Linked DNA regions of Homo sapiens: all the other regions are linked to region 2. The links are chromatin loops, found by intact Hi-C in ENCODE. Cell type or tissue: ascending aorta. All regions are shown on one strand. Links, peaks and the distances in the headings refer to the core of each region. The heading gives the core; the rest is flanking DNA.

Evidence for each region. Hi-C counts contacts between places; a loop is a spot of excess contacts. Peaks named below come from ENCODE experiments on the same cell type or tissue, not always from the same donor. Only the 100,000 strongest peaks of a DNase experiment are listed, where the experiment ranks them.
Region 1: a loop joins it to region 2, with 4 times the contacts of the local background. A loop is called at or near these places in 2 of 110 quality-filtered maps.
Region 3: it touches region 2 in a loop (3-fold over the local background); 2 of 110 quality-filtered maps call a loop at or near these places.
Region 4: a loop joins it to region 2, with 2.2 times the contacts of the local background. A loop is called at or near these places in 2 of 110 quality-filtered maps.

What each region holds. Positions count from the first base shown.
Region 1 is chr1:115,326,407-115,334,296 of GRCh38, reverse strand. The region is part of intron 1 of NGF (nerve growth factor); the gene reads left to right. All of the region lies in intron 1 of NGF-AS1 (NGF antisense RNA 1), which reads right to left. Among named protein-coding and RNA genes, the nearest start is that of NGF, 7.9 kb to the left of the region's middle. In ascending aorta, for the core only: a CTCF peak has its summit at 3,682; a DNase peak (open chromatin) is centred at 3,606; H3K4me3 peaks cover 1,150 bases; H3K27ac peaks cover 5,000 bases.
Region 2 is chr1:115,065,208-115,073,097 of GRCh38, reverse strand. It overlaps TSPAN2 (tetraspanin 2), which reads left to right. Exons shown (of 8, transcript NM_005725.6): 2 at 91-193. It overlaps LOC124904359 (a long non-coding RNA gene), which reads right to left and starts at 4,202. Exons shown (of 2, transcript XR_007066474.1): 1 at 4,101-4,202; 2 at 3,409-3,831. In ascending aorta, for the core only: a CTCF peak has its summit at 3,673; DNase peaks (open chromatin) are centred at 3,727 and 5,377; H3K4me3 peaks cover 915 bases; H3K27ac peaks cover 4,457 bases.
Region 3 is chr1:115,422,887-115,430,776 of GRCh38, reverse strand. No RefSeq gene overlaps it. Among named protein-coding and RNA genes, the nearest start is that of NGF, 89 kb to the right of the region's middle. In ascending aorta, for the core only: no CTCF peak of the experiment used is centred there; a DNase peak (open chromatin) is centred at 4,306; H3K27ac peaks cover 2,752 bases.
Region 4 is chr1:115,180,411-115,188,300 of GRCh38, reverse strand. No RefSeq gene overlaps it. Among named protein-coding and RNA genes, the nearest start is that of LINC01765, 85 kb to the right of the region's middle. RefSeq lists an enhancer at 7,842-7,890. In ascending aorta, for the core only: no CTCF peak of the experiment used is centred there; DNase peaks (open chromatin) are centred at 3,200 and 3,670; H3K4me3 peaks cover 1,888 bases; H3K27ac peaks cover 4,179 bases.

The sequences.
Region 1 (7,890 bases), core at 1,562-6,561, 260 kb before region 2:
CACACTCTGGCATCAGGAGGTTCCTTCCCTGAAGCAGAAGCCCCCAACACTGACCGCACTTAATACAACATGAGTGCACATTGACATCGAATTAATACAACTGTGCCCAAGCTGTGAAAATAAATGAGAATTGATAACGTGACATTTCCTTGAAAAAAAGTAGGCTAGCAACACTACACTCGAGGGATGGTGCTTGTGGCACTGGGTTTATTCTCAAGTAGAATAGCTCATTATTCTCACCTCTGCTTCAAGGTCTCATTGGGGGACAGAAAATAGAACTATTTGTTTATTTATAGTACCTAGGGTTAAAATGAATAATGTCTTCAGAGGGTAGGAGGGTATTATAGGAACACATGCTTTCTACTCATGCCCAACTCATTACAAGTAGGAGTGAAAAGGAACTGCAGAGCTTGGCGCTGATTTCAAATGAGGGAAAAAAAAGAAAGAAAAGAAAAGAAAGAGAGAGAGAAGAGAGAAAGAAAGAAAAAGAGAAAGAAAGAAAGAAAAGAAAGGAAGGAATGAAGAAAGAGAGAGAGGGGGGAGGGAGGAAGGAAGAAAGAAAGAAAGAAGGAAAGAAAGAAAAGAAAGAAAGAAAGAAAGAAAGAAAGAAAGAAAGAAAGAAAGAAAGAAAGAAAGAAAGAGAAAGAAAGAAAGTCTTAAGGAGCTCCCTCCCCAAATGAGGTTGATCTGATGATGAAATCTGTCAGGTGGAACTAGCAACAATGCTTTTGAATTGCCTAAGACTGTAGCCAACGCATTCACGTGCGGGAAGTCTTTTTTTTTTTTTTTTTTTTTTTAGTAGTACTATTAGTCAGAGTCAGACAGTCAGGATTTCCCTGAAAATCCACCACTGGGCTAAGCAGATTGAGATGTTTTGGCACTTTTGGCACCGCCTGTGGTGGCTTCTGCAGGTGGAGAGCCCTGCGAATGAAAGAAGCTGGCTATGAAATCAGTGGGAATGAACCACCCAAGTTTCACACAGAAGCCCTTCCACATTGGGCAATTTCAATCCACTACTACAGGAACAGTTTCCCAATAACCACGAAGTATTTGTTGTCAGTACAGATGGGCTGATTTTCCCATTTCCTTTGGCTGCTCCTTCAGTAGTCAGAGTTGGTGGTATAGGTCACCTCCCCTCTGTGTGCAGTTGCTAAGTGAGCCCAGGGAGGATGGTCTCAAGAGCTCAGCCCTTGCCCAGGTTAGGGGGTGGGGGAGACTGTCCTGACTTCAGTTCTTCATCATTACAGATGGATTACAACCCTCATTAGTAATGGAGTGACTTGCATGTCTCACTTGCTCAGTCTAGTGAAATGCCAACCCATTTTTGGATCTGAGCAGACCTGGCTGAGAGGTCAACGATTGAGGTACTGCCTCATCACTATGGATATGTATTGAACCCCCATTGTGTATGAGTGATGCCAAGTGGGACAGGCTCCCTTTGGATTATGGAGAACACTTTCAGAAAAAGAAGTCACACTGTTTCTAGCTGCCTGAGAGGTGCTGGACTAGATAAGCAGGGGGAAGGACGGGGTACTCCAGGAAAGTGGAGACATAGGAGGGCCTCTCCTGTCCCTAAGTTTTCTCATCTGTAAGACAAAGATATTAGTAGTAGCTATGCTGTCATCTGGCTGTTGTGCACATTAAGTGGGAAGGCATAGGCAAAACAGCAGCACAGGCCTGGCATGAGGGGGGCACCAACGAACATGAGCTTCCTCCCCTCACGTTCTCCCTTGGAAGGGCTGATCTGAGGGGAGCCCCCACTTCATAGTTGTTTTTTTTTAATTTCAGGTAGGATAACATCTTTTTTGTATGTTTTTAATGTATCTGTGCATATATAGCTTTTCTGTTTTGGGAGGAGAAATCTTTTTGGTTGCATTGAAGACTTCTCTAGGAATTTACTCACTGATATTTTGACCTTCTGTAGTTAACATTCTCATTTTGATAGAATTTTAACCAAACATTTCATCTTGCGATTTATCTTCGCCTTGTAATGTCTGGGTAAGAGAAGACTCACGGAGGTTCTCCTGTAATTTTCTTTCAGAGGCAAACTTCTCCTCAGACTCTTATTTCAGAAATGTTATGCAATGCTCTCTAAATAAGGCATTTCTTGAGAATGACCATGTTTGCTTGCAGCTTTAAGAATGTTTTGCTTCCTTACTCCACGTAACAACTCCTCTGTGTCTTTAGGATTTTAAATGTCTTAGGAATTCTTCAAGTTTACAAGAAAAGAAAGAGAAAGTGAATTTTGCTATGGCAGTGGGGCATTTCTGCTCTCCCAGACCAAGAGCCAAGGGTTAAGCAGCTGTTGCTGAATTACATAGAACCTGTGGTTAAAGGGGAAGATTGTCCTCGCCCCACAGGGGAGGGGGCCCACCATGTATGAGGCTACTGGATAGATTTTCTTCTCTCAATTAGCATCCTTATTAATATGCTACCTGGGACACTGGGCACTCTGGGGACTCAAAATAAATATAAATCATGATCCTGCCCCAAGGAGCTTGCTCAGGAGTCATAACTAAAAGGCTTAGTGGCTCATGAGAGAATATAAATGAGCTGAGGCCAGAGATTGCTGGGGCTGTGAAAAACTAGAGAGGCTATGCCTCATTGTTAAGGGACAGGCCAACCATTGCTGTAAAGGATTATAGGTCCAATACAGATCTCTTCAAGAACTTTTCAAGAAAAGCCAAAACTTTGAGACTGAAAAGCCAAAACTCTGAAATTTCTTCACTTTCCACACATGGGTACAGACCAAACAAAATTTGTCTGCAGGCTTTTTAATCTTCTTATGTGAATTAACACATGGAGCAATTGCAAGCAGTATCAAAACTGGAACTAGTGGAAGTACTAATTCTGTGAATATATGACCTCCAAGAGGGACAGGTCTGGATGTCAAGAAGGCTTTCAGGGAGGCTCCTCGGAGGGCAGTGAGGGGCTGTCCCATAGGCAGGTAGGATTTTACAGGAGTCCTGGCACACAGATAGAACTGGATTTAGGTCCAAGTTCACTTCTCATTAGCTCTGTGAGCACATTACTTAACCCCTGTAAGCCTCAGTTTCTTCATCTGTAAAAGGGAATCATGATGCCAACTGATTTTTGAGGGCAATTGTGAAGGGGAAAGGAGAGAGTGCTGGAAAGTTCTTACCTCAGAGTCTGGAATATAGCCAATGCCCAGTAAGCTGAGGCCCCTTCCCGATGTGGACCCCCTCATTGACATTGCAGACAATTGCTTTTCAAGGATTTTGAATTGCTTTTTCTGCCCCAGGAAAAGCACAGGAGGTCTGGGTTATTTTTCTCCTCTGCTGCCCTCTTCTTGCTTCTCCCCGAGGCCTGTGGCTGCTTGCCCAGTTGCCCTTTGTCAGAATCCCACCCTTTAAAAGCCTGACCTGGGCCACAGCAGAAATCACAACCCTACTCAGTAAGGAGAAGTACTCCAGGAGGCTGTATAGACACGCACGGCAAATATTTAAGGAATTCTTAGGAATAAAAAAAATTCGTAAATCTGGATTTTTGCATGAGGCCATCACAGGAACATGTTTTCTCAATTAGCGTGCACATTGCTTGGAGTGAAGTCACCGAGTCCACAGCCCATCAGGGCTGACTCGAGCTGAGCCACCTGATCAGACTTCACTTTCCATGACCTAAATGTGATTCAACCAACCTGCCACTGCCCCTAGCTGCTGAAACAAAATCATCCCTGAAATCCCAAACCAGGGTGGAGATGTACATGCTCCTCTGAAAAGCAATCTAATTTCAGATCCTGGTTGTATTCACCCCAAATTGAGAAAGACAGCACTACTCTGGAGGGTGGATTGATAGAGTCACCACAACACCTTGCATGTTTCTTTTCTTTTACCATTTATTGTTAGATGGCGACTGTGTGTAGCCTTTCAGAACAGATGACTTCTTTAGGTTCTGAAAACAGAGAAAATAGTTTCTTTTGCTAAAGCATACATCAATTGCCTAAAATATTAGCAGTCAGTGCCTGAGATGAGTGATTATATATTCTGGATGGTTTCCTGGACTGACTCTTTTCCAAGCAAATGGCTTTGTCAGATATTTGTAATTTCTGAAATATTTTATTAATGATGTCCTCTTGCCAGAGGGATGGTCCAGAGTACACAATTAGCTGCATGCCTCAGAAGCGAGATGCTGCCCAGCATCCACTAAGATCAAGCAGGAGTTCAAGGACACTTCTAATCAACTGCCATAGAGCAGAGAACAGAAAATGTTTTTACAAGTTGAAGGCCGGGTGTGTGGCCCATGCCTGTAATCCCAGCACTTAGGGGGCTGAGGCGGGAGGATCACTTGAGGACAGGAGTTTAAGGCCATCCTGAGCAACAAAGTGAGACCCCATCTGTACAAAAATAAAAATAAAAAAATTAGCCAGGCATGGTGACATACACCTGTAAGTCCTAGCTACTAAGCAGATTAAGGTGGGAGAATCACTTGAGCCCAGAAGGTTGAGGCTGCAGTGAGCCATGATCATGCCACTGCACTCTAGCCTGGGCAAGATAAGTGAGACCCTGCCTCCAAAAAAAAAAAAAAAAAAAAAGAAAGAAAGAAAAAAGAAAACAAAATACAGGTTGTGAAATCAACTTAGTGTGCAACTCTCATTAGGGAAAAAAATGAAAGAGCATAGAGTAACATTTTCAAAAATTAATATGCATTGGATATAGCAAGGGAAAATTTTTATGAAACTTTTGTTTTAGTTGTACTGTATGTATGTACATATACATATATATGCAAACTGGCTCATGATGGAAAATGCATTTTTTTTACTATAAGTCATAGTCAAAAAAAGTGTGAAAGCCACTGGCATAGACAACAGCATGATTTCGAACAGCGGATGGCTCTGAAGCCAGGCAAGCTTGGGGTTAAGTCCCAACTCTGTGATTTGCAGTTGTGTGATCTTGGGTAACTTTTGTTCTCTAAGCAACAATGTCCTCATCTGTAAGGTGAGACTAGTTTCTCTCTTGTATAGCTGTTGTGTAGATTAAGTGACAAAGTGTATGAAGTACATCTGTGAAGTACATACATAGATGTATGAAGTACATACTATGAAGTTCTGTGCCTGCCACCAAGGACACCCTCAGTAAGTGAGAGCTGCTGTCATCATCTGCCTTCCCCTTGCCCATTCCTCCTCCTTCTCTTCTTCCTCTCCTTCTCTTCTTCTTCCTCCTCCTCTTCTTTTCCCTTCTCCCTTCCTCTTTCTACTTCCTTCTCCTCTTCTTTTCCTCTTCTACCTCTTCCTCTTCCCTCTTTCTTATCTTCATTGTAACTACTCAACCTCATCAGAACTATTGACAATGTTTTTATCCCTAAGGTTTGCTTTTTCTCTGGCAAACACAGCAAAGAAGCAACAATAATCGTATCCTGTCTTTGGCCCCACCTTCTGCACTGTCTTTCTCCCATTTCATGCTTGCAAAGCCATCTTTCTTTGATTCTCTTCCCCAAGCATGACCATAACAGTAATTGTCCAAGGGGCACAAGACATCCTCCTCCCTGTCACTGGGCACTGACATTGGGTAGCATGGCCTTTCATGGCCTTGCCACTGGGGTAAACGCTTTGGTCCTAGTGTGGGTTCAGTGACTTTGGCAGGAGCTTCTGATCCCACAAAATCATATCCTTCCCCTTCAGTATATTTTTATAAGAACAACAGGGCTAAGATACCATTAAAATGTTGATATTGTCAAAATTCTAAAGAAGTTTCTGCCCAGAGCAGAGAGTCTAACATTTTCTCCTGAGCGAGGCTCCAGGCTGCCACAATGCAGAGGGTTTCAATTTCTCCCCTGGTATAAACAGTTTAAAGGCTCTTAATGTGAATGCTGGAGCTGACACCTTCAGGTAAACCCTGATCCTAACTCCAGCCCTCAACCCAATGGGCAATCTATCACTGACCTCAGACCTTTGGTTCCCAGTGGAGGGCACATGAAAGAGTGACCCACACCAAGATTCTACCTTAGGGCCACAAAGGTGACATGTCCCAATTTTCTTGAGAGCCTGGCTAATGTAGCCTCTGAGGACAGATCAGTGATGACAAACTGCCTACCTCTTAGTTCTCATGGAAGCTTAGCCTGCCCCCATTCTGTATTCACCCTTGTTCCCCCAGGGCTCATTCCAACTCTCTCCCTAGTAAAATGCCCTCCCACTGGGCCCCATTTTCACCGCTAGTACTCAGAGAGGATTATTAGTGACATCTCCTCTCAAATGCTGAATTCCTGTCCAGACCAAAGATTTAATGCTGCTTTTTAGGCAGCTAAGATATCTCTATTTGAGGTTGCAAGGTAGTGGGACAGAAGGCGAGAAAAGAGACCTGCTTCTAGGGATAATGTTCATCTTTTTAAGTGTATCCTCTTCTCTCCACCGCTTATTCCACTATTGCCTGTAAAATTAATGTCGCCAAGCCAGTTGTCCATTTCAAATAATATTTATAGCAGAAGAGAGACATTTGTCACATCATGCCCTGCCCCCACCTCCCAAGCAGGTGAATGATATTGAGCCAAGCACCAGGGAGCTGGAGTGGACTGCAAACAAGCCAGCAGAGAGATGTTTAAATTCATTGCTGTTGCACCTGTTTTTAAAGGAAAAAGCAAAGGCTGACTTACTTTTTTTGTGCTGAAAAGGTGGCGGGGAGAGTGTATTTCCACCCTTTCTGAAAATTGCAATGACAAATGGAATCAATTGCCCCTGAAATGACACACCACTAAGAATGTTTCTTACGCATGAAACGAATTACCTTTCCTTTCACCTGTGTTCAAGAGTGTTGTGTTTGTGTTTTCACAGGGAAAGTGTGAACACTAGAAATGTTTTCATTTTCTGTTTTGAAGAGGTCAGACTCCAAAGCTTGACTTCAGATTTCATGCCCATGTGTCAGCATCTCTGTGTCTTGGAAATGAAAGAAAATATTTTGGGGGTGGGGTTTTCAAGTGCTGTTTTTGAACTTTTCCAAAAAAGAGCAGGAGATGTCAGAAAGCAGAGAGCTTCATAAAGCAACACAAATATGTTTCAAAGGTTCTTTTTAAAGCATCTTTATGATTAAGCCAAAAAATAATAATTTTAAGTTGACATGGTGCACAAAATGTTCATCTTCCAGTCATTTTGACTTCTTAAACGACTATGAACCTATTACAGAATTCTGACCGGCAATACTGGTGTTTAGAAAAGTTTGTTTGTATCTTCTTTCTTTTATGGTTTGGGAAAGTTATTATGTAAGAAATAAAAACTAATGGCTAAGTCAGGGATAGATTATTTCAGCTCAGTAATACCTAGATTTAGGAGATGAGGAATTTATTCCTGATTCAGAATCTTACTAGTGGTATAATTTAGGCAAATTACAGAACCTCTCTGAGCCTCTGTTTCTTAATCTGGAAAATGAGAATAATGCTACTTCCCCTGCATATCTATTAGGGCTGTTGCACTGGATATGGTTGATGGATGGGGAAACATCTTGGTTGTAGACACAGAAGGTAAGATGGGAAAACCTGGACCAGGAGTGTGAAACTCCAGGTGCTCGTGCTGGTTCTGGCCTTAGTTGCATGAGGGATCTTGACAGTCACTTGCCCTGGTATTGAGCAGTTCTGGCTCCTCCTGGTCCATTCCAAACGCAGTAGCAGATGTAGATGCACTCACATAAACTTGAGCAGAGATGAGGTATTCCTGCCATGGTCAGAATGGAGGTCTGTGCCAGGCATTGAGCGGAACCTTGTGAGGCAGAGGCCAAGAACACCACAGAAAAAGCATGAATGTGGAAACAGGCTTTCCAAGGTTCCAGTCCCAGGAGTCGTGCTTAAAGTGCATGTGATGGAAAGCGAGTTGCTATAGTGCCCTCATTTTCAGTTTCTTCGGCTATAAAGTGGTATCAGTACCACTTATTTCTTAAAGATTAACCA
Region 2 (7,890 bases), core at 1,791-6,790:
CTTGTCAGCATCCTGTGCCTAGAGCCTGCTCTCGGATCTGTGCATGCTCTTTCCCCTTCCACTGTAAACACAGTGTCGTTTGCCTTCCAGCTGGCTGGATCGGCCGTCATTGCTTTTGGACTATGGTTTCGGTTCGGAGGTGCCATAAAGGAGTTATCATCAGAGGACAAGTCCCCAGAGTATTTCTATGTGGGTGAGTGACTCCAGCTTCCTAAGCTCCAGCTCAGAGTAGATGGGGCTGTGCAAAGACTTAGAGCAGAAGCTGCACTTGAACTTTGGTGGGAGGGGGAGGGCAGAGAGGCAGGGAAAGACGCTGAAAGGAGCCACCTCTGAGCCCCTGTGCACTGGTGTAGCCCTCCGAGTTGTCTGCTGGAGACAGGTAGAGAGGCTGTGGTGACCCCTTCCCCTTGCCCTCACACGGTCTGTTCCTCCGCTCTCCAAAATCAAGGGAGTCTGGGGCTGGTAAGAGCAGCCTGTTGTGCTTTGTTTCAAGGAAAGAAGTCTCAAGGAAATGCAGCTAAAATTTATTTCAAAGAATGAGAAAACTCCCTATTGCCCCTGGAGTAAAGTGGGTACACCACAAGTGTGTCATTCACTAGTCTATATGGGGTGACACGGGACCCCTGTAGGATTTTATTTTGTGATCTTATATTTTAAATTGTCTAGGAAAAAACATAACTCAAAATACAGGTTTGAAGGTGCTAATCTCAGTCTCTCCATGACTAGGGACTGCAGAGTGGAGGGGAGGAGAGAGAAGAATGAGGGAGAGGAGGGATGGAGGGAGAGGAGATGAGAGGGACTCCCCTGGGAAGAGGTTCCAGCAGGAAGGGGCAATAGCTCTGACCCCACCTCTGTAGGAAGGGGTGAGGAGTGTGGGGTGGGGTGCAGCCTCCACCCGCAAGGCAGTGTTCTTAGTAGGGGCTGAGCATTGTTGCCCTGGGATTAGTTGACCTAATTCTAGCATTTCCTGTGACCTTTCCTCATTCCCCAGCTAAGTGGACTAAGACTCTAGATTTCAAAAAGCCCAAGACAATTGTCATTAAAGGTGGCACCCCCATATACTGGCTGTTTTAGGATCTGCACCAGCCATAGAGTAAGCTTCAGTTGCTGTGGTGACCTCTATGGCAGGGAGGAAGAGCATCCTGCACAGGTCATTTGCTCTAAATCACAAGAAGAGTAGAGTCTCTTCCATGAGAGAGAGAGCGCAGGCCCCACTCAGAGCAGGGACATCCTCCCGAAGGGCCAGCCTGCAGCTGTGCTACCTCTTATTACAAACACTCTTCCCACACAGCATCCTCCTGCGAGGAAAAGAGCTGTGTCAGTTAGGATACTTTTAGAGGAGAGTAGCAGAAAACCTACTAAAGATGGATAACAATAAGGACATTCCACATTTCAGGAAATCTTAGATGTGGCTCTTTGTAAAACACTCAATTATTTTAGGTTCCATTAAGAAAGGAAAAAATGCTACCAGTTTAGCTTAGCTATGACATACCATAAAAGATGCATTCTAATTTCAGCATTGTTAAAATATACCAAAAAATAAATCATCTCAACAGTGATGAAATATAGTAAAAGAAGTCTGGAGATGGGGACTTTCCAGAATTCGTTCAGAGCTGAACAAAGTCATCAAAGGCCCAGGTTCTTTCCCCCTCTCTGCTGTCTTCAGTGTCCTTAGACATCTCCCCTTAAAAGATAGCTGCAGTGGCTCCAGGCATCGTATTCTCGTACAGCAACATCCAAAAGAGAACAAAGCAAATTTCGCTTCATAGGGTCCCTTTTTTGAATGAGTAAAACCTTTTTCAGAATCTCCCAACACATTTCCCCTTGCAGCTTATTAGTCAAAATTGCATTCTGTATTCATGCCTAAACCAATCATGGCCAAGAAGCGAATTACTATGATTGGATCTCTGACTAATTGATATTCACACCCTCACACCCTCCCCTGGGCCTGGGGAGGGGCCTGGGCTCCCCATAGGACCTGTGACACTTGGACAAGATTGGGATTTTGTGACAAGGAAAAAGCAGAGGAATCTGCCGTAGACATAAAACTGAAATGCTCCTTTCTACCCACATGGTTTCCAGGAAGTATGCACAGGGCAAGGACATTTGAGACAAAAAAATATAACCTATCAGTATAACCTAAATATAATCCATTGGCCAGCATTCACAGTCCTGGGCTCTGCTGTCACACAAAAATGTATAAGAATTCTGTAACCGCCCCCATGTAACTTGTAATATAAATGAAAAGACTCATAGACTTCACAATTTAAATTACAATAAAAATTAGTATGTGACTAAATGCCAGCTAAGTGGTATTTGCAGTGGGTGCATTAGAGGTCATTCTAAACTGGTAAGGAAAGAAGGATTTAAGTTAGGTTTTAAAGACCAGGCTGTAATCAATGGAGAAGAGGAAAAATGGGGACTAGAAAGGCTGAGGGGAAGGCATGCACAAAGAATGGCTGTGGGGAGGGATTAGCAAGCTGGGAGGGGCTGGGGGCTCTGTTGGGGTCTGAGGACTAGGGCATGGTGGGCAGTAGGATTTGGAATGTTGGGGAGGGAAAGGGGACAAGTATAGAGGCCTTTGAATGTCAGGGTTAAGTTGGTAAACAGTAGAAGAATGATTTGGGGCCGGGGGTAGGGTATGATCTGCACTGTACTTTAAAGAGATTATTATGGCAGAAGTAGAATGAAAGGGGAATCCCAGGACAGAAAAAAAAAAAAAAGCAGATTATTGATATAATCAGGCCGGACAAATTAGGGTATAACCCACAGTGATTGCAGAAGGAATTAAGAAGAAAGAAACAGAAAGATAAGAAACATTATTAAACATTTTTAAGCCTGCCTAATCAAACTCAGGGACAGAAGAAATCAAAATGGCAAAAGAGGTAGTGAGAGGCAGAGTCAAGCCTCTCAGTAATAATTCATGACTTTCTGATGGAAACCTGAGTTACAGGTCTAAGTAAGGGGCCCCCGCTCCATCAGAGGGAGGGGCCGTTGCGTGGCGCTACAGATGGAAGACCTCCCCGGGAGCAACCTCAGTCTGTGTTTCTCCAGAAACAAAGGGCTGATAACCATTTCACAGCTCTAGATGTCAGTTCCACATAAAAACCTTTATGATTAGATACATCAAAAGGTTGAATAGACTTCCATAGATGAAAGTGAGCTCTCCTTCATGTCATATTTAACCACTATCGTGGCAAGAATCAGAATTGTGTGTTTCATTCAGGAGATTCCTGTGTTGAGCCAGAGGCTGAACTGGCTCTACACCCACATTCCTGATTTTGTTTCTAATCTAAACCAAACAATACACACACTGCCTGAGATATGAGGAATTCTTCATTATGTCATATCTTTATGGACATGTCTATCAGGACTCTTCGTATTGCAAATCACAGACACCTACTCAAATTGACTAAAGCAACACAGACCTTTATTGACTTACATACTTGAAAGGTCAAGGGTTAATACTGGTCTCAGGGACTCAGATGATGTGACCAGAGTCCAGTCTGGAGCCATCTCTTGGCCCTGCTTTCCTTTGGCTCCATTCTTAAGCAGGTTTCTTCTCCATGTGATAAAACGGCCGTCAGTGGCTCTAGGCTCCACTTCCAGAGTGACTCCAGAAGTAGAACATGCTTTTTTCATTCCAACAGATGCATGTAATGCCCCAGGCCTAACTCTCGTTGGCAGTATTGGACCTCGTGCCCATCCTCGAACTTGTCATTGTGGACAGCTGCTTGTGGGCATATGCCTGGGCTTCATGCCCACCGTGGAGCTGGAGGTGAGTCAGCCCTCTCAAACCACATGGGCTGAGAATGGAGGAGTTCCCTTTACCTAATAGAGAAAAAGAAGTGGATTCTGGGCAGGGAAAACAGCAGGCCACAGCAGGGCCTGAATCCTCCTGCTTGCTCTTGGTGTCACAGGGCATGATATGGGTTTACCCACCTTTCGTTCCTCGTCCACCCCATCTCCCTTTCCTAAGGCAGCCCAGAGTGGTTGGTGGTAAAGGCACTCACGATCCATGCTCAAAGTTCAGAGAAGTGGGTCATCATAGAAACTTAGCACCACGCAGAATAAGGAAACTACAGGCTGTGGATAAACACCTGGGGCTGGCAGTCAGCCAGGGCTTCCCAGCTCCTCCTGGTGGGGCTTGGCCTGGAACCCAGGTTTGCTGACAGCCAGGTCCGTGCTTGCCCTGTCTCCCGGTGCTGCCTCTCTGGATAGTGGCAACAAGAAGTCCTTGTGAAGTCAGGTACCTTTTTTCCCTTTCAAGTATGTCTTATAATATAAATAGAAAGACAATAGACATGTTTGTAGAAATTGACATTTTTTCCTCAGTAAATAATTTTCCACATAAGATACCTGCTCTCCAGCAACAAAACAAGAAGAAAAATACACTAGGATGCTGTTTATGGATTTGCACAACATACAGTATGAGGTGATAGCACTTTAGGAAACAAACAGGCCCAGTGTTTGGAAAATCTCACTCCACTGTCACAGGGCACCATTCACTGATCTGGGTATTTCCTTTTCAGAATAGGTTCCAGATAAATCAGCCCATTAAACTCTTATCACCCCTTTGTTAAAGAGTGTCCTAAACAGGCATGGCACATTCAAATGGTTCTTAAAGAAATAAGCCCTTCCAGCCTTGACTCTCCTCTCTGAGAGGAACCCCAGGAAGACACACTTGTCTAGGTCCCTGCTTCGGGGTAGATGACTGCCAGACTTTGTAAGGGAAATTGTCCCATCTTCTGGGGGAAGCTTTCCTTTCTGGCATCCTTGGTTCTCTTTCCTTGGGGATGGAGCGAGTTTCCCTTCCTGTGATAAAGATCAGACATAACCTCCAAGCCAGAGGTGTGGTCAATCCCAGGGCAGGGCAGGAGGATCCAGCTGTGGGAAATGAGGACAGGGCGAGAGGATAGTCAGACTGACTGCCACCTGTGTCTCTTCTCAGGGCCCTCTGCATCCAGGCCAAGGCCTGGAGGCCCTTCCAAAGTCTCTGTGTCCACTGGTTGCTAAGGGTAGAAGAGAGGACCTGGCAGGAGTGACGCTGGCAGAGGAGGGCTTGGGTTGCTCCGTGTTGCCTAGACCTTGTCCACGCTAGTCTCTTTCAGGGCACTCTTGGGAGAAGCCCCCGTGTCTTCCAAATTCCAGCAACCTGCCCATCTGACTTCCTGTTACAGTCCCTCTCTGGAGTGGGCAGACACCCCAGGGGTCTTCTTTCTAGAGTTACAGAGTAGGGAGCGAGCCCCTCAGCCCTTGGAAAACTGGAGAGACTGTGTGCTTGGTGCATGAAGTCATGTCTGTGAGCAGAGGATATTAACAGGTTTTCTCCAAGAAGGGGTTGCCCACACACGCAGGAGCCACTCGGCTCTCCAGGATCGCAGCCTGACTGCAGCTGTCTCTCCCTGTGGAACTCAGAGTCTCCAAGCCTGGCTCTGATTGTGGCTGGATGTTATGTATAAGGAAAGCATTCCAGTGCCGAACACCAAGGGGGTGGCTTGGCTTGTTAAAAACTCTGACTCACGCTGGTCATATTTTTTTACTTGGTTTTCACTTGTACCTGACATCCATGGTAGCTGTATACCAGAGAGGTGTTGTAGCTTACATTGTTGAGACAATTTCTCCAGAGCATTTTTATAAGAAGTTGGAATAGACAATCATTTCCATATTGCAGCTAACGAAACTGAAGGGTAGGAAGACTTACCTCAAGCCATAGTTGGCAGGCCTGGATTTCTGGCTCCCAGCCCTGTACTTTCAGAGGAAAAACCAGGAATCATCAATTCTAGACATCTCAAGTACTTTTCTCAAGGGAGAAGAAAAATAACTCTACTGCCATTTATAAATTGCAAAATGAACCAATTTCTAGCTAAGAGCATTGTTGTTCTTCACAGTTACTGCTAAAACGAAAGCATAGGGGTTCAGGGACTGCACTTTGGAGTAGGCTCCCCTAGGTTCAGTTCCAATTTTTCCCCTCACAAGCTATGCAATCTTACATAAATTATTTAATTTCTTGGTGTCTCAGATTCTTCAGCTGTGAAATATGAACATATTTAAGCATAGTATCTGTTCTGTGGTGAGCCCTCAGTAAATATTGGCTATTGTTATTACAGATCGAGCATCCCTAATCTGAAAATCCAAAATCCAAAATTCCCCCACATCCAAAACCTTTTGAGCACTATCCTGACTCTCAAAGGAAATGCTCATTGGATAATTTCAGATTTGGGATTTTCGGATTAGGAATGCTCAACCAGTGTAATGCAAACATTCCAAAATGTGAAAACATCCTAAATCTGAAACACTTGCCCTTCCCAAAAACTAAGTTGCATTCAATATTCTAGATATTTGCATTATTATATGCATTCAGGGGATACTGAAGGGACATAAATGTAGGGACATAAAAAAATTTCAAATAAAAAAATGGTCATTAGCAGATTATGTAAAACCATCTGCTGCTAGAAAGCCATTAAAATTGATGACCACGTCCAGTCCCTAAAAGGGGGGAACCACATTTTTAAGTGAGTTTATCCCAGTAGGCCGTTAGGAGGTTCTCTCTCATTTTTATGTTAACTAAAATGATGTTTCTAGCTTAAAAGAAGACTCTGAAACCTAAGAAAAGAGTGATGGAATTGCCTGGGAACATGTTCCATATCTTACCCCAGCTAGAATGACTATTATCAAAGGGAGAAAGAATAGCAAATGCTGGCAAGGATCTGGAGAAAGGGGAAGCCTCGTACACTATTGGTGGGAATATAAAGTAGTACAGCCACTATGGAGAACAGTATGGCAGTTCCTCAAAAAATAAATATAGAGCTATCATCCAGCATTCCCACTGCTGGGTATATATCCAAAAGAAAGGAAATCAGTAAATCAAAGAGACATCTGCACTCCCATGTTTATTGCAGCACTTTTCATAATAGCCAACATATGGAGTCAACCTAAGTGTCCATCAGCAGATGGATGGATGAAGAAAATGTGGTACATATACACAATGGAATATTACTCAGCCATAAAAAGAAAGAAATCCTGTCATTTGTAGCAGCATGGATGGAACTAGAGGCCATTGTGTTAAGTGAAACAAGCCAAGCACAGGAAGAGCAGATATCACATGATCTCACTCATGTGGGAACTGAATAAGTGGATCTCATGGAGGCCGAGGGTAGACTGATGGTTACTGGAGGCCGCAGAGTGTAGGGGGTTGGGGAGATAAAGAGAAGCTGCTTAATGGGTACAAAAATACAGTTAAATAGAAGGAAGAAATTCTTGTATTCTATAGAACAGTAGGAAAATTATATTTAGCAATAATTTTTATATATTTCAAAGTAGCTAGGTGAGAAGAATTGTAACTTCCCAACACAAAGATAAATGTTTGAGGTGATGGATATCTCAGTGACACTGATTTGATCCTTACACATTGTATACATGCATTGAAATAGCATATGTACCCCCAAAATGTGTACAACTATTATGTATCAGTAAGATATTAATAAATAATTTTAAATACTTTTTAAATTTTTAAAAATGAAGGTGTCCCAGGGAAAGTACTTGTGGTAGCATGTCACAGAGATCACTGGCATCCCAAAGGCCAGCTATTCATGATGAAAATGTAATTTCAAAATGTTTTCTATTTTTCAAATCAAAGGCAATAGGACTCGGAAAGCATGAGGGCTTTGGGAAGTAGGTCGTATGTTTGTCACACCTGCTCCTGTGGGAAGGAGAAGGCTCTACAGTAACCATCTTGGAATTTAAAATGTGGCTGTAAATTAATTATTACATTCAGCAGCTATTTTTTGAGGGTCAGACCATAAGAAGGATAAAGTATCCTTGGAAGCCACAGGTGGCCTTATGGCATGCGGAGTATTAGAGCCAGATTTGGAACTGGATCCGGCACGC
Region 3 (7,890 bases), core at 1,217-6,216, 360 kb before region 2:
AAATTTCTCGTGTTGAGCTGATTTAGGATTTTATTTTATATTTATTTACAAGAGTATTTACTTTGTGGCAGTCAGTGGGTGAGACACTGGGCTTGCAAAGGTGAGCAAGATATGGCCCTTATTCTCAGGCAGAACACAGGGTAATGGGGAACAGGCATATAGACAAGGAACTGGAATAGCTTAGAACATTTGTGCTGGTGGAAGCATGACAAGTTTGCAGGGCAGACATAGGAGAGGGCCTAAGTCAGAACTGGGGAATAGGCAGGGAAGGGGGTTTTTGAAGACGGAACTAAATTTTAAGGTAGGACAGACAAAAAGGAAAAGAAAGTGTGTCTGGAAAGAGGGAATAGAGGCATAAAGAGAGAAAGAGAGAGGAGAGAGAGAGAAAGAGAGAGGGAAGGAGTGTGTATGTGTGTGTGTGTAACTTACAATAATGTGGTTTTGCTGGTTAGTGGATGAAAGACAGAAGTCACATCATAAAGGGGTTTAGATTTCACACACAAGAGTTTAGTCTGTAGCCAGTGAGTGGCTACTGGAAAATTTAAGCCCGGGGAGTTGTGGGGTGAAATTTGAGTTTCTGCAGGATCCTTCCAGGGATTGTGTGAGAAATGGAGAGTGGAGTGGACTGGAGACAGCTATAGCAGAGAATGGAGAAAGAGAATGGGAGGGGAGAAACAAGGCAGAACAGAGGGATAGTCACAAGACAGAAATGAATCAGCCTCGGTGATTGCTGGATATGGAGGTAAGAGAAAGTAAAGTGTTAAGGATGATTCTTGGTGTGTCAGAGAGGCCCAGCAAGCAGCTGATTGTGTGAGTGCAGCAGATTTTGATCTTTGCTTCCACAACAACTGTTATACTCTGAATGTTTGTGCCCCTACCCCCTCCCAAATTATATGTTGATATCTTACCCCCAAGGTAATGGTATTAGGGGTGGGGCCTTTGGGGGTGATCATGAGGCAGAGACTTCACTAATGGAATGAGTGCCCCTATAAAAATATTGCAGAGAACTAGCTAGCCCCTTCCATCATGTGAGGGCACAGTGAGCAGATGTCCATCTATGAAGGAAGTGGGCCCTCACCAGACACCAAATCTGCAGGCACTGTGAGCAATGAAATTCTGTTGCCTGTAAGCTACCCAGTCTGCAGTATTTTATTATAGCAACCTGCATGGACCAAGACAACAATCATCTCCCATATGACACTTTCCTTCTGCTTGAACCCCAAAGTATTCCATTAAAAGCAGAGATCACTTGATATTAGAAGGGTATAGACCCAACTCCAATGGATGACTTATGACTGGTCTAAATGACCTGTGCTAATCTCATTCCTTTTGGCCACTTCGTCACATTGTGGGCAAGTGACTCATCTGTTCCAGCTAATGAAGAATAAAGAGGGACTTTTGCCCATTTCCCCTTCTTCTTGCATGGAAGGGAGACATAACTTCCATATCCAACATATCTCCTTGCAACAGCCTACTTGTGACCACGAGCCAAGAGTGAGAGAAGGAAGTCAGTACACTAGGATGCTGGAGCACAAAGGGAGAACCTAGTCCCTGATGGCATCTTTGAGCACCTGAATAAATGCTACCATCTACTGCCTCAGAACTTCCTGTTAAGTAAGATAAAAATGGTTTGTTAGGTTAGACATTTGCTTTTTAAAGGATGGGATATATGAGGCTAATAAATAGCTCCAAAAGTAAGGGCTCAGACACAATAGACACATTGCTTGTTCTTGAGTGGCTGAGGCTGGATGTTACAGGTCACAGGTGGTGGAAAGCTCAGGGACACAGCCAATGGAGGCCCTGCTCTTCATAACACATGGCTCCCAAAGTCATCTTGGGCATAGAGTCACAGTTAGTCAGAGGGGGATGAGGATAGAGCTACTCTTTTGGGAGGTTTTACGGGCCAAACATATGACTCCCATTCACATTCCATTGGAAGAACTGGCCACATCTAACTGCAAGGCAAGCTGGGAAATGTATGGTAACCAGGAAACCATATTCCAGCTTCTATGAAAGGATGAATTTTGGTGAACAACTAGCAGTCTCTGTCACACACCTGTAAATTGAGTTTTATTTTTCTTATTTGCAGCTGAAAGAATTTGTCACTGATCCAATGGGTCTGGAGATAGGAGAGGCATTTTGGTGGGTTATACAGAGTTTTTCTTTGACTGTGGTATCTACATTTTTCAAAACGTATCATATGTGATAGGTAAATCCAAGGAAGTGGATGACTTCACTTAGGAAGAATGTAGAGAGTGAGAAGAGATACAGAGATAGAGCCCTTTGAAGTGTTCACTGACCCATCTAATGCAGAATCATTCCTCCTTATTGCTGGTGAAAAGAGCAGTTCAGACATCTCAGTGGCCTATAGAGACCTCCCTTGGGTTGAGTAGCCTCATGACTCAGATGTAAGAATAACTCTATAGACCATGGTTGCCCAGATATTTCTGTTTTGGGTGGATTCTGAATATAAAATTCCAGCAGCGCTATCTTTGCCTCTGTTTTCATTCTTTAAGGTACTAACTTTGACAAATAGCTGAAAAAAGTCTTGAGTGTGTAGTGTGTTCAACTTCTTTCCTTTCCTGGTGAAGATATCATATGTGGACACCTAGCAACCTGGATCCTGAAATAATGTGGAAAATGCCCCAGGGGCTGTTCTGTTCTTTCCTCTTTCTTATCCTCTGTCCTATGGCTTCATATTTGGAAACTCTAACTTTTCTGGGTTTAACTACATAAAGCCACAATAGAAGCAACAATAAAGGCATTCACTGGAACTTTCCTCCACCAGAATCTACCTTGAGATTTGAATTTTCTTGAAAGGGCATCTCCATTAGACTGTGGTTTTTCCTGATAACTTAAGCCATTCTAAGGGGTAAATACGGATGACCCCACGATCTGAGCTGACACACCTTGTGGGCCTCATGATTTGTAGTGTATGCAGTCATGGGTAGACATCAGATGTCCTCCACCTGACTGGCCAGTGATGTCCTCCAACACTCTCCCCTCAAAGATCCCAATCACAGGAGCTAAGCAGGAAGAGAACATTCAACTGTGGGTTGGTCTGAAAACTTAGGGATGTAGGCACTTGTTAGCCAGAGCCTTATCTATTTATAATTCAAATAAATTCCACCAGGGCAGAGACCATATTATATACATTTAATTTTACTCTCCCACTCTGCCATACTATATATTTAAAAATAATGATAATTACCAGAGATGGAGTTCTTACTTTAAGCCAGGTACCATGCTATGTGTTTTACCTGAGTTCCTCATTTAATCCTCATAAAACTGTATTAGATAGGTAGTACTATTTTCATCATTTTATAGATGATGAAACTGAGACTAAAGGAATTAAGTAGCTACCTGAATAGCAGAGTTTAAAAATAATCAAGCCAAGATCCAAGCCCAGCAGCTTAATCCTTACAATAAGAATTAAGGTAGATTACCCTTACCTTAGATCACCTCCCCTTAATCCTTGTTGTAAAGGTTAAAGATCTATGTAGAGCGACTGAAGCCAAGCACAAGAAACAGCTACTATCTTTATGTCATTGCTCCTTCTGAACAGATGCAAGTCATGTGATTTTCTTATACGATCACATGGGTGGGCTGTCTTCCATCTTGTGTGATGATGAGAAAGCTATGCAAAAATTTCTTTGTTAGGAAACGTAGGGGTTTTGTGACATGGTAACAACTAAAGGCTTGGTGAACAGGCAATATCTGAGGAACATGGCCCAGAGAAATAAAAGGTCCCACCCAGTAGTCAACCTCCTGGCCGGCTAAGTTATAAAGCTTTTCTGATAATATTTATTGGCGTCCCTTGGATAATTAAATTGAATCAATTAGGTGTTATTGTGAGCATTTTTTTCTTAATAAAGTTTATTTTTCCAGCATAAAAGTAATATAAAGCTTGGAAAATACAGCAAAATAAAAAGAGGAAAAATCAACATGATTTTACTGCCTAAAAAATCCCATTGACATTTTTGTCTTCTAAGAGAAATTTTGTGTTTTTTTTTTTATTTGTTTGCTTTGTTGATAGCTTGAGAGACCTTCAAATTCCCATGTACCTGAGTCATCAAAATTTCTAAATCTGGTCAGTTCTTAGCCCTAGAGTCCCAAGAGTGCCATAAGATAGATCCTGGCAGGGCAGTGGCCAGAGGGGCTGGTCTGAACAGGGTGACAGAAGCCCTGATATCTCAGGGAAAAGCACTCAGCGTAAGCCAGGGTCGACCTTGTCCAGAAGGAAGTTTTCCTGGGCTCAGTTCCCACCCTCGTGGTCACATCACCGTGACACAGCAGGAAGTGGCCTCCCCAGAGCCCAGGTCTCTCACAGGAAACTGTTGTCAGAGGCTTCCACATGGGCCAGCAGTCCCTGCACATTGGGTTAGCAGCAGCATTCCAATCCACAGGATTTGTTCACAGGCTGGAATGCTGGCCTCCGGGCTGGGCTATGGTGCTTCCTCTACTTGGTCCTGATGCTTGTGGTGATACCTTGTGGTGGTGCCATAAATCAGCTCTGCTCTGTGCTTTCCCCGAGAGATTCCCAAATGAATTGCCACCCAAGCAGGCAACGTGAGATACCTCCTTTCAGATGTCACGTACTAGATGGAAGTTTGTTCTTAGTAGAGGGGGTGAATAGCAATGTCAGGCTATGGTGTTGGAGTCTATTCAGTTTCCCACACTTGACCCACATGTCAGTCATGAGCTAAACCTCAGAGGCTGTCTCCTCAGTGTTAGTGGTTATTTTTCCTTGGCTAGAGGGAAGAGCAAAGGAATGGGAACCCAGAAGCTGTCACGTCAGCTGTAGGTTTGCACACCCAGTGCTTGATGTTAGGCAAACCACCTCATTTCTCGGGGTCCTCGGCTTCCTTAAAAGTTTATTCTCTTAATTGGACAATTTATTAGCTGACCTTCCTTGCAGCTACCAATCCAAGAGCAATTGGTGTTCACAATAATGATCCTTCAACACTACAAGACCCTAAGACACAAGTGAACACCCTATAATCTTAGGGCTGCATGTGTTTTATTTATTCAGACTTGTTAAAACCTGGTGATCCCTGTGCATCACTTATGGAGACTCTAGTAACCGGCGTGGTGAACAGCCACGATAGAACATGGAATGTTAAGCAAATTCCTCATTCTTTATTTTGAGGATGATGCCGTGAAATGTGTAGCAAGAAAACTAGCAGGGCTGAAACAATACACACAGGAACATGGGCTTGTCATGGGCACTCCTAGGAAGACGGCTGTAGGCATGGGACAAAGGCTTTAGGCTGTAGAACCCAATGCTATGTGAGGCTCTATCTTTTTGCCCCACAGACTTACACAACTTCTGTGGCTGAAGAAGGCTCTCACCAATTCACTTTTCTGTGAATTGTGCAGTCACTTTCCAGTTGTCCTGTCTCATGGCTTTCCCTTTAATGTCCTGCTTCCTCTGTCCAGTTGCATTTAGCCCATGCTAAATGCACTTCTCCACAGGGCACATGAAGATGTGTTACAATGAGGCCATGACTTAGCCACTGGGTGGGCTGTGGGTCAACCTAAAACTCAAACTACACATGAAGATAAATGTGATTTGGGAGACAGACATGTGTCTCAAAACCACTATGCCATAGACTCGGGCATGTTTTGGAGTGTGATGTTTCATTCTTACTGTGACAGAATTTTAAATGGGACTTTACCTGTGTTTTCTGAGTTACACCTGAGCGCCCAAGGTGACAACTCCACTTTCTAAAGAAACTTCCAGGCCATCCATATTGCTAAGAGGTGGTTCTACCATAGTTCTATGGTTCTTGTCCCACCTCTAGCCTATACATAAAAGAAGGCTAGAGCTTGATCAAGGATGCTGAGGAGTAAAGATTTCCTTGAAGTGACTTAACAGTGTCCTGAGTTTTCTTTTCCCTTCTCATGGGGTTTCAGGGAAAGTGCTTTCTTGCCCCTTCTTCAAGCCAATACAGAGATTCTGTTGCCCTGGTGCTGCTGGAAGGCCACAGCAGAGCAGGATGGAAGAGTCCCTTGGAATTTGTAGAGCAAATACACCAGTGCCTGAATTGCCTCCAGAAAATTCTAAAAGAGAGAAGGCCACTAGTGCCGTTTACTAGAGTCAAAAGTGAACAAGGCACTGAAGTTGGGCAAGCTACTCTTTCAACAGTGACTGAGCAAGGTTGCTTTCTCCTGGGGCTAGCACAGATACTGCAGAAGATGATTGGTCTTGAATTGTCTTGAGAGGATCCTTCCTATATGTCTGCCCAGCTGGGGCAAATTAACCCCAGCACAAACCACTTGGTGCAGGCAGTGGCTTGCCAGGAGACAGAGTTTGCCAGCCAGAGACTGCATGGCCCATGTCAGAAAAAAGATTGCAGTATCTGTGGTCCCCACCAGAGCACGGACTCAGAAGGACCTGCAATTGAGAACGAGAGGCACCATCTGGGCACCTTCCAGGCAGAGTGCACTCACATCTAATTCCAGCAGCTCCAGCCCATAACAAAACACTTTGCTCTTTTCCTTTAATTTTCCCCTCTTTTGATCCCAACCATGGAGGGAAAAGAAGCGATAGACAGAGAGCTAGAGGGGAGACAGAAAAAAACAGAAAGGAAAGTGAAGTCCTCCTCTATGCAGGTTGCCAAACTGAGATCAAGCCTGATGGGGCAGAAAGAAAAAATAATCGTTTGAAGTGGATAAGTTGAAGTTTTGGTTTAGTTTGGATTTAATCCCTGAAAATTAAGAACGTTCACACATGAAACTGATCTGAAAAGCACAACGATCTGCTAATGACATCATCCAGGGCAGGGGGATCTGACGGTCTATTTGATGGGTAGCAATGAAAGGAATGTAAAGTTTGCTTTCTGATTCAACCTCTTCAATAAGCTGGTCACATTACAATTTTGGACTCAGACTTCTGATTCTGGGAAGAGAATAAATGTATTTTCCTCCATTCCTCTTGCTTGGTCCAACTAAAAACCCTGGATATTATGCGTAAAACAACAACAAAAAAGACCCTAAAAGGGTGAGAGAAAAGGGAGACAGACTAGGGACCTCATGATCCAAAAAATGACACAGAGTTGAGTTGCCTAGGCTTGCTTTCTGCCTCACATATCCCAGACTGGGTGCTGGAGAAGCCAGCAACAGGGGAACACCAATGGTGCAGACATAAAAAAACCCAACAAAAGCCTGCTCTCTCTAGCCAAAGTACTGGGAAAAGAGCAACCTAGAAAGCTACAATAAAGCTTATAGACAGAAACTGCTCTGCTCCAGTCAAATAGCAGAGGAAAAACTGATTCTCAACCCCAAAAACACCAGCAAAGATCAAGTGGCGAGCCTAGGCTTCCACCCTCTCTGGGATGTAATGAGGTGCCCCAGCTTCCCCCACCTGCTGTTGGGGTGGCGCCTGAGAGGGCTAACTAGGGAGCTGGCATTTTCATCTCCACCTACTACATTTAAAAAGAGGAAAAGCCTCAGCTAAATAGTTTAAGTTCCCGTATCAATAATCTGGAAAAAGAAAAGCAAAACAACCCAAAGAAGGTGAAGTGAAGGAAGGAAATAATAAAGATAACAGATATTAATGAAACTGAAAACAGAAAAACAATAGAGGTAGTCAACAAAACAAAGACCTAGTTCTTTGAAGAGAGGAATAAAATTGGCAAACCTCTAGCAGGACTGACAAAGAAAAATAGAAGACACAGACTTCTAATATTAGGAAAAACAGGGGGCATCACTATAGACCTTGCACACAGGATGATAAAGGAGTATCACAAACGATTCTATCTCTACAGATGTAAATCTCATGACTGAGGTGAAATGGACCAATTCCTCAAAAAGCACAAACCACCAGAACTCACTCAACATTAAATATATAACTACTAAGGAAATCGAACTCATAATTTGAAATTTTAC
Region 4 (7,890 bases), core at 1,130-6,129, 120 kb before region 2:
ACACTTAACCACTGTTCCTTACCACCCCCTAAGAATAACAACGTCCCGCCAACACAGAAAGAACAGGTGTGTGTACATGTGAGTGTGGGTGTGCAGGGGAGGAGCGGGAAAGCTATTTTAATGAGGTGAGAGATTTGTTGATGAATAGGATGACAGTAGATCTTAAGACAGAAGATGATTCCAGGCTATAGTGGGTTAGGAAGTCCTCATGAAGGAAGTCCATCCACCTGATGGAGGGCACCCAGAGGAGTGAAGAAAATCAATATGGGAAAAGGAATTTCAGCAGAAAACACTTAGCACACAATAGGCTCATGCATTCAATGCAGCAGGTGTTTATTGAGTACCTAGTATGTGCCAGGCCCCATTCCAGACATTGTTGAATCAGCAGGCACCTTCCCACCTTCATGGAGCTTACAGTCTAGTAGGGGAGATGGACAAAGAGAAAGCCAATGAATGAATAACACAGCTAGAAAAGTGATGGCTGAATGAAGGAAGGAGCTGAGGAGAGATGACTAGGTGATAGGAAGGCCTGTCTGTGGAAGGAACATCTCAGGTGAGGCAAGAAAGAGCTGAGTGGGTGTGAGATGCTGGAAGAGCAGCAAATCCTTCTGGAAGAGGAGCACACTAGACAGGGAAGAGGTGACAGGGCCCCAGAGCCAGACAGTCCTGGTCACAGCAGCCTCTGGAGGCCACCAGAAGGAGTTTGGATCTCATTCTAAGGGGAGTGCAGAGACACTGGGGGCTTTCTGCAGGAAAAAGACACCCCAATTTATGTTTAAGAAAAGATCTCTGACTCACTATGGGGAGAACAGCTTGCAGGGATGTAGCCAGGAGGGTACTGCTGTCATCCAGGCAGGAGAAGGTGGTGGCCCAGAGAGGTGGTGGTGGTCAAGGCAGAGAGCAGAGGCATTTGGGAGATATTTTAGAGATAGAATCCACAGGTGCTCATACCTTTGTTTCTACCACCGTTGGGAAACAGTTTTTATAGGCGGCCACAGAGTTTAGAGCTCAAGCAGATGACTTGATGAAATGATTTGCCAAGCAACAATCCAAAAGAAGAGGGCAGGAAACGTTACGCACCCCCACCCAGAAGGAAGACAGACAGACACAAAGGGATGCTTCGTCTTCCTGGAAGCAATGGTCCCCAGGCTGCCCTCCAGGTACACACAACTCTGAAGGACAGATGCAAGAGAGAGCCAAGTTCTCAAAGGCACTTTTGAATGAGCTTGAATTTAGGGCAGTGATCCAAACAAGAACAATACACGTTCTGTGGAAAGCAGAGCATGATCCCCACTGGGCACTTGAAGGCAGCCATGGTAACTGAGAGCGTCCTGGCATATGGGCTCACTGGGGAGACCCCAAGTAGCTCCCAGACCTAGGGAGTAGAGATGGCCTTCTGCAGAGGGCAACAGAAGGGAAGAGCTCACAGAGGCTCAGAGAGGGAGAGGGAAACACAAGTCAGAGAGTCCACGTTTGCAGCTGCGGAATCATAGCCAAGGACAACGTCTGTTAGAATTGGCATAAAATTGCCATTGGTCTTGAAATTCTTAGTATTATATTTCAATTTAATAGATTTTTTCCTTTTAAATAAAACCAGTAGTGTTCTAATCAGTTATTTTGCTAGCTTCCTAATCTTACTCCTTCATTTATTTATTTAGTACCTGGTTATTGGCACAACATTCTAGACCAGGGCTTCTCAAACTTCAACATGCACATGGATCACCTGGCTCTCTGGTTAAAATGCAGATTCTGGTTCAGTAGCTGTGGGGTGGGGCCTGATATTTTGCATTTTTAATTAGTTATCCGGTGATGCTGATGGTCATTGACCCCCACTTCAAGTAGGGAGGCTTTAGTCCAATTAGACATTCCTTTCACCTGACCTTTGGTCCACTTCTCACTCCACTTTGAAGTTAAAATAAAATGTGTTCCTTCATTATTTGAGTACCTACTAGATACAAGGCAATGGATTAAGTGTTGGGCAAGAAGAGAGATAATACAAATGCATATGATACCATGTTGCCTTTAAGGAATGACCATCTAGTTGGAGGTGGAGAGAGAGATGGGTACTAATATGAAGTCTGAGGCTTACACTCTGCCAGGCCTCTCATTGCAGTAGAATTACAGTTTATGCATTGCCCCACTTAATCTTCACTATCATCCTGAAATAAGAGTGGCTCTATCTTACAGAGAAGGAAAGCCAGACAAGGAAAATTTCACTAGACTTCTCAAGCTCACACGGCCACTGAAAAGTTGGATTTTGGTTCAAATTTGAGTCTGTCTGGCTCTAAAGCTCAAACTCTCTTCATCAAGCCATACTGAGGACATAGACAAATGTAAATGCCCCCAAGCTTTGCATTTTATGTGATATGTGCAAAATGAGAAGTACAAACAGCTTGCTGGAGGCAGTCGGGGTAGGGGGGTGGGAGGTGACCCCACTGTAGACTCAGTGGGGAACTACAGTATAGTTGTATATTATAGTTATATACTATATACTATATTTGTATACTATAGCTATATACTATAGTATATAGCATATATACTATATATAGTATATGGAACTATAGTATATTTACTAAATTTGACTGGTTTACCAGAAAACAGCAGCAGTGAAGACATCATGTTGAAAATGTATTTTTTCAACATTGCAGAAAAGAGACAGGTTTTCTTGTTTGTTCATAAATTCTCCTTTTATGGACTCAGTTCCACAGTCCAGGAAGCCACTTGCCCAGCCAAGAGATGTTGGCGTCTCTGGCTCAGGGCTCCAGAGCCAGACAAAATGCTAACAGGCATTTTGTCTGCAAACACCCAGAGTAAGCGCTGCCCATCCTAGGAGCAATCTTCGGTTACATGTCTACCTTAAGCCAAGCAGAGAGCAGAGCACAGCCTGGAAACCCAGGATGTGAGAGCATTCATTACCCTGCATTATTTGGCCAAAAACCTACACGGGCATGTGCACACACCCCTCACAGAGAGGTTCTCTTCCCCTGTCACCATGGCTTTTCAGAGCCCCTGCCTCTCAGCATCGCCCTCCCACATTAGCCACACAGCTGGCTCCCTCACGGTCCGCCAGCTACTCCCTGGATTGTCCACTAACTAGGAGCCCATGTGGCAGTGTGTCTGGGATTCAGAAATGACTCCACTTTTTCTGCCACTGAGTCATTGTTATTGGGACAGAGATGGGAAGACCAAACCTATGAAAGTGAAACTAGTCTCTGTCTGAGGGCCACTCCTTACACTGCCATACTGGGAGAAGCAGGGCGGGAGGTCCACCTCAGGCTCCAGTGTGCCTGGATGGTGGCGAAATGTTCCATTTCATATTTAGAACAGAAAGGCAGTCTGTCATTAAGCACTGAAATACCTGGAAATCAGGCCCTCCCCAAAACCTAAGAGAAGGCTTTAGTCACACTCTCCTTTCCTCAGCACTGACGTGTGCTTTCTATTTCCTGCACAGCACACAGTAAACTGAAGCATGCTAATTAGAAAAAAGGACCCCGTCAACATTTCCAGGCAGGTGTCACTTCCCAAAAGCATAGAGCAGCTTCATCTCCATACCTGTCACTACTCCTAATCTCATTCACCTCCAGAAACCCCTCCAGGCCACAAAAGCAAAGGGCAGTTTGTGAGTAGGTGTTTCTCCTTTGGCCCCAAGAATGGGGACTCACAGAGCTATTTTTGTGCAGTCACACACATGCCCAGCAGCCAATGGTACATTTTGTCATTAAGTAGATATGAGAGGGAACTGAAGGCACCAGTATTTCTTTTGCCAAGCATTGTGGAGAGGGTTTCTGGAACCGCTGAAATTCCATTTCTCTCTTCCAGCTGCTGACTATAGGGGCAGCACTCAGTGTCCAAGGATGACACTTTAATACAAATTGAACCTCTGCCATAATGAAACGAGCTGGGTTTTAGGGGTGATTTGTTTAAAAGCCACATCATAAATCAGCTGTCAGTTTTTCTTTCTTCCAAGTCTGGCAGGCTCACCTTTACACTGAATTAATCGCATCTGAAACTTGACCTTCCAGCCCTGAAGCCTGCTGGAAACAACATGTGCTCTACAACTTTCAGTCGAAGCAGCAAGAACTTAAATTGTTCCACATTTTTAATAAATGGGCCTGGAATCCACGGGGCGACTCCCATTGACCTAGTTGCTCAACATATTGATCAAATGAAAAGGATAGAGTCATGTTTGCAATGACCAGATTTAGAAGATCATTTACTGACACTGGCAGGACCAAGCATGGACAAAACTGATTCATGATCTTAAGCACAATGAGAGTGAGTCCCAGCCTGAAGAAAAGCCCAGAAACATTACATTCATTGCCAATAACAGCTTGACTGGGTAGGGGGTGGGGAGTGGGGATAAGTGGAAGTGAAGAGAGGAAGGAGGGAAGGCATGCAGGAGCACCCGCCAGGGAGGGGAAGTTAGCTGAAGCCTTCTCAAAGGAGCCGGGGCTCTGGGACTCCTTCCAGCTTCTTGCTCCTCTGATGCTAAAAAGCGAAATTTGATTGCTCGGGAAAAAGTAACTTCGGAGCTGGTTGTCACAGGGCCTAGGAGTTCATGCTGTAAGTTGGCCCTAATAAGAAGCCCCCGGCACTGTGCTAACCACTGGACTTAATGATAACACAGATAAGGGCCTTGCAATCTTGGGGGAAGAAAACATGAAAATCGATTTTGGTTTTTAATATGATGAATGGCTGCTACAGGCCTGTACTAGATTCAGGGATACAATAGGGAGAAAGATACACAGCCCCTTCCCCACAAGATACTTACAGTCGAGCTGGGGAGATGGATATAAAACACAAAGCGTGATGGGGTTTGTGGGAAGGCTTCACGGGAGCCCATAAGAAGACCCCAGGCTTGGGAGCACAGGGACTTCTTACCAGGAGAAGGATGTTTAACTGGTTTTTTTGAGGATGGGCAGCAGTTCACCACATGGGGCTGCGGGGCCAAGGAAATTGGGGTCAGAGGAGGGCGCCAGTGTCACACACAGAGGGACTAGGTATGAAAGCTCAGAGGGAAGGGAAGGCCTAGTGCACCTGTGAAACTAAGAGGACACAGTAAGACTGGGGCATAGAATTCGGCAGCTGAGGGGGTCAGAGATAAAGCTGGACAGCCAGCAGAGCCACCTGGACCACACATGGCAGGAATTTAAATAGAGGGGTGCACAGATGAGGGAGTGATGGAACTTACTGAGGGTGGCTGGAAAACGCTTTGACCAAAATAAAAGCCTCTTAAAGGATGATTAGGGACTTACCAGAAGAAGCGAGGCCATTCCAGGCAGAGGAAACAATATATGCAAAGGTATTTTGGCACTTTGAAAATTAACCCTATTCTCTCTCCTATCCCGAGTAGGGTCCAAGATGAGCAACACACCCTCTACCAGACTCTCCTCTGTAAAGTCATATCAAGGCTCAAGATTGTGAAGCTTCAACCTCCAAAAAGAGTGGAGGGAACCAAGAATAAGCAACGCTTGCTACATAGACCAGGGACCCTCCTGCTAAGGAAGGCCTGCGTTCCAAAACCAGAAACATAACCCAGCCAATTGGAAAAACTTTGGAGGAACCAGGAAAATTATCACCTCCTAGGGGAGGTTCCTGTAAGCATCTATTGCTTATCGTTAATAATGTAGAAATACCCTCAAAACAAGGATTTCAGAAATTATGCCAACTCAGTAAGCAACACCTACCATATGCCAGGCCCTGAACGGTAAGTGCTCCACAAGCACCATCCCATCAATCCTCTAGTCACCCCCATGACACGTAAGTGTTCCCATTACTTTCCGGATGAGTAAGCTGAAGTTAAATACCATGCCCAATGTCTCAGATGGTTGGTAAATGGCAGCTGGGGGAAGGACCAGGACTCTGTGAGCCACACTTCCCCACACTGTGCCCTGCTGTTCCCCTAGGTGATAACCACTCTCCCTGATGCCGCTGAGGAAAATAACATGGACAACAGCAAGAGAAAAATTATTTTTTATTAAACAATTTTTTATTTAAAAAATATTTTTTAATAATTATTTTTAAAAATAATTATTTAAATATATTTTTAAATAATTATTTTTTAAAAATATTTAAATAATAAATTTAAATATAATTTAATTATTTAATTTAAATTAAATTATTTAAATACATTATATTTAAATAATTGTTTTAAAATATCTATCTAAATATATTATTTTTAAAAATATTTTTTATCTTAAAAAATTTTTATTTAAAACAATTATTTTTTGTTATTTATTATTTATGGTACACAAATACGTGTGTACCAAAGCGATGACTGTGAGGTTTACCTGAAGTTAAAGTCTTTACCCTTCTCGGGCAACAACTGGCAGCCAAATCTCCTCAGCTTCCTAAAGATAAAGCTATCTTTTCCAGGAGGCATCCAGACCATCTTACGTGGGAGGCCCCTTCATATACCTTTTCTTGAGTGATCCCCAATGTTCCCATATTACAGGTAGGGAAGTCAAGATTTGGAGCTAAGTATCTTTTCCAAGGTCTCACTACTATTAAAGCGGTGGAGCCAGGACTCAACCTAGGAGCTATCTGACTTTAGGAACTAAATCTTTCCATAACATCACACCTCATCACAGCATAGTCCAAAGGGAATCAAGCATGTTCACAGGAGGAGACACTTTGAAGCCAGTGGAAGAAAGCTAAGGACTCATTTTGCAAGGCCTCTCACAAAGAAAAAATGTACTTTACAAGAATGCTGACATATCTATTCTGCCAAATACAGGTTCTTGTGGGGTGGAGGGGAACTAACTGACAGTTATCAATGCCAAAAGAGAGAGAAAGGCCATCTGCAGATGAATACAATGCTTGCTCTGCCCGCCAAACTTACAGTTAAACTTTCCACTCTTAGATGCCATTGTTAGAAAGTAATTCTTACGCTGCGGATTCTTCATAAGACTACACAAATAAAGGACGGGGGAGGATGGGTCCCAAGGGCCTAGAATGGAATAATGAGATAGGTTACTTGGAGAGGAGGGCCAGAGGATGGGGAAGGAGTAGCCCATCTGTGTGGACTTGTAAGATGAAAGCTTTGTTGTATTTTATCCCAAATTTATAGACTCTCAAGCTGCCTGTAATCCTGTTCAGAGTACTGAGAGGTGATGTCAGAGAAAGAGCACTGGGTAGAACAGGGACCTGTGTTCCAGTCTCGGTCTTGCCACCATTTCAGGAAAGTCACAGAAGCTCCTCTATCTCTCATTTTCTTTGCCTATTACCTGAGGAAATTGGATTAAATGAGCTCTGAGACCCCTCCAGCTCAAAAGCATGTGATCATAATTCTAGCACCCTTCTCTCATCACATTCTTGGAATAGGCAGCAGAGGTGGGGCTCATCTAAAAGAGTAGCCCACTAAACCAGGACCATGAGGAGATATTATTAAAGGGCTTGGAGCCTGATGAGAAATCATATCTATATCACAGCCTTGCCGCAATCCATCCTTCAGTCCATCACAAGCCCTGGTCACTCGGCCCCCACAATACTGAGTTCTCTACTTTTATTGAATCTGCACCCACACACTGTTATCTAGATCTTGTCCCTTCCTTCTGCTGCCAGCCTGTACCTGCTGTGCTCCGATGAGGTTTGGGGTCTTGGAAAGTCAAAAGATGAAGAACCCCTGATCTCAAAATGAGGATGCTCCCAAGAGGGCAGAGAACTCACCCTAGGGTTGGAACAATATGTACAAGTCATTAAGAGCAGCAGGTTTTAGGGTGAAACAGAACTGCCTCTTAAAAGCTTAAAAGCTGTGGGATCTTAGGCAACTTTTCTGAGCCTAAGTTTCCTGACCTGTAAAGTAATAATGATGTTAATACAATCTGATATTAAATATCTGATGAAACTCTATCTCACAGAGCTACTATGATCATCAAATTGCACATAAAA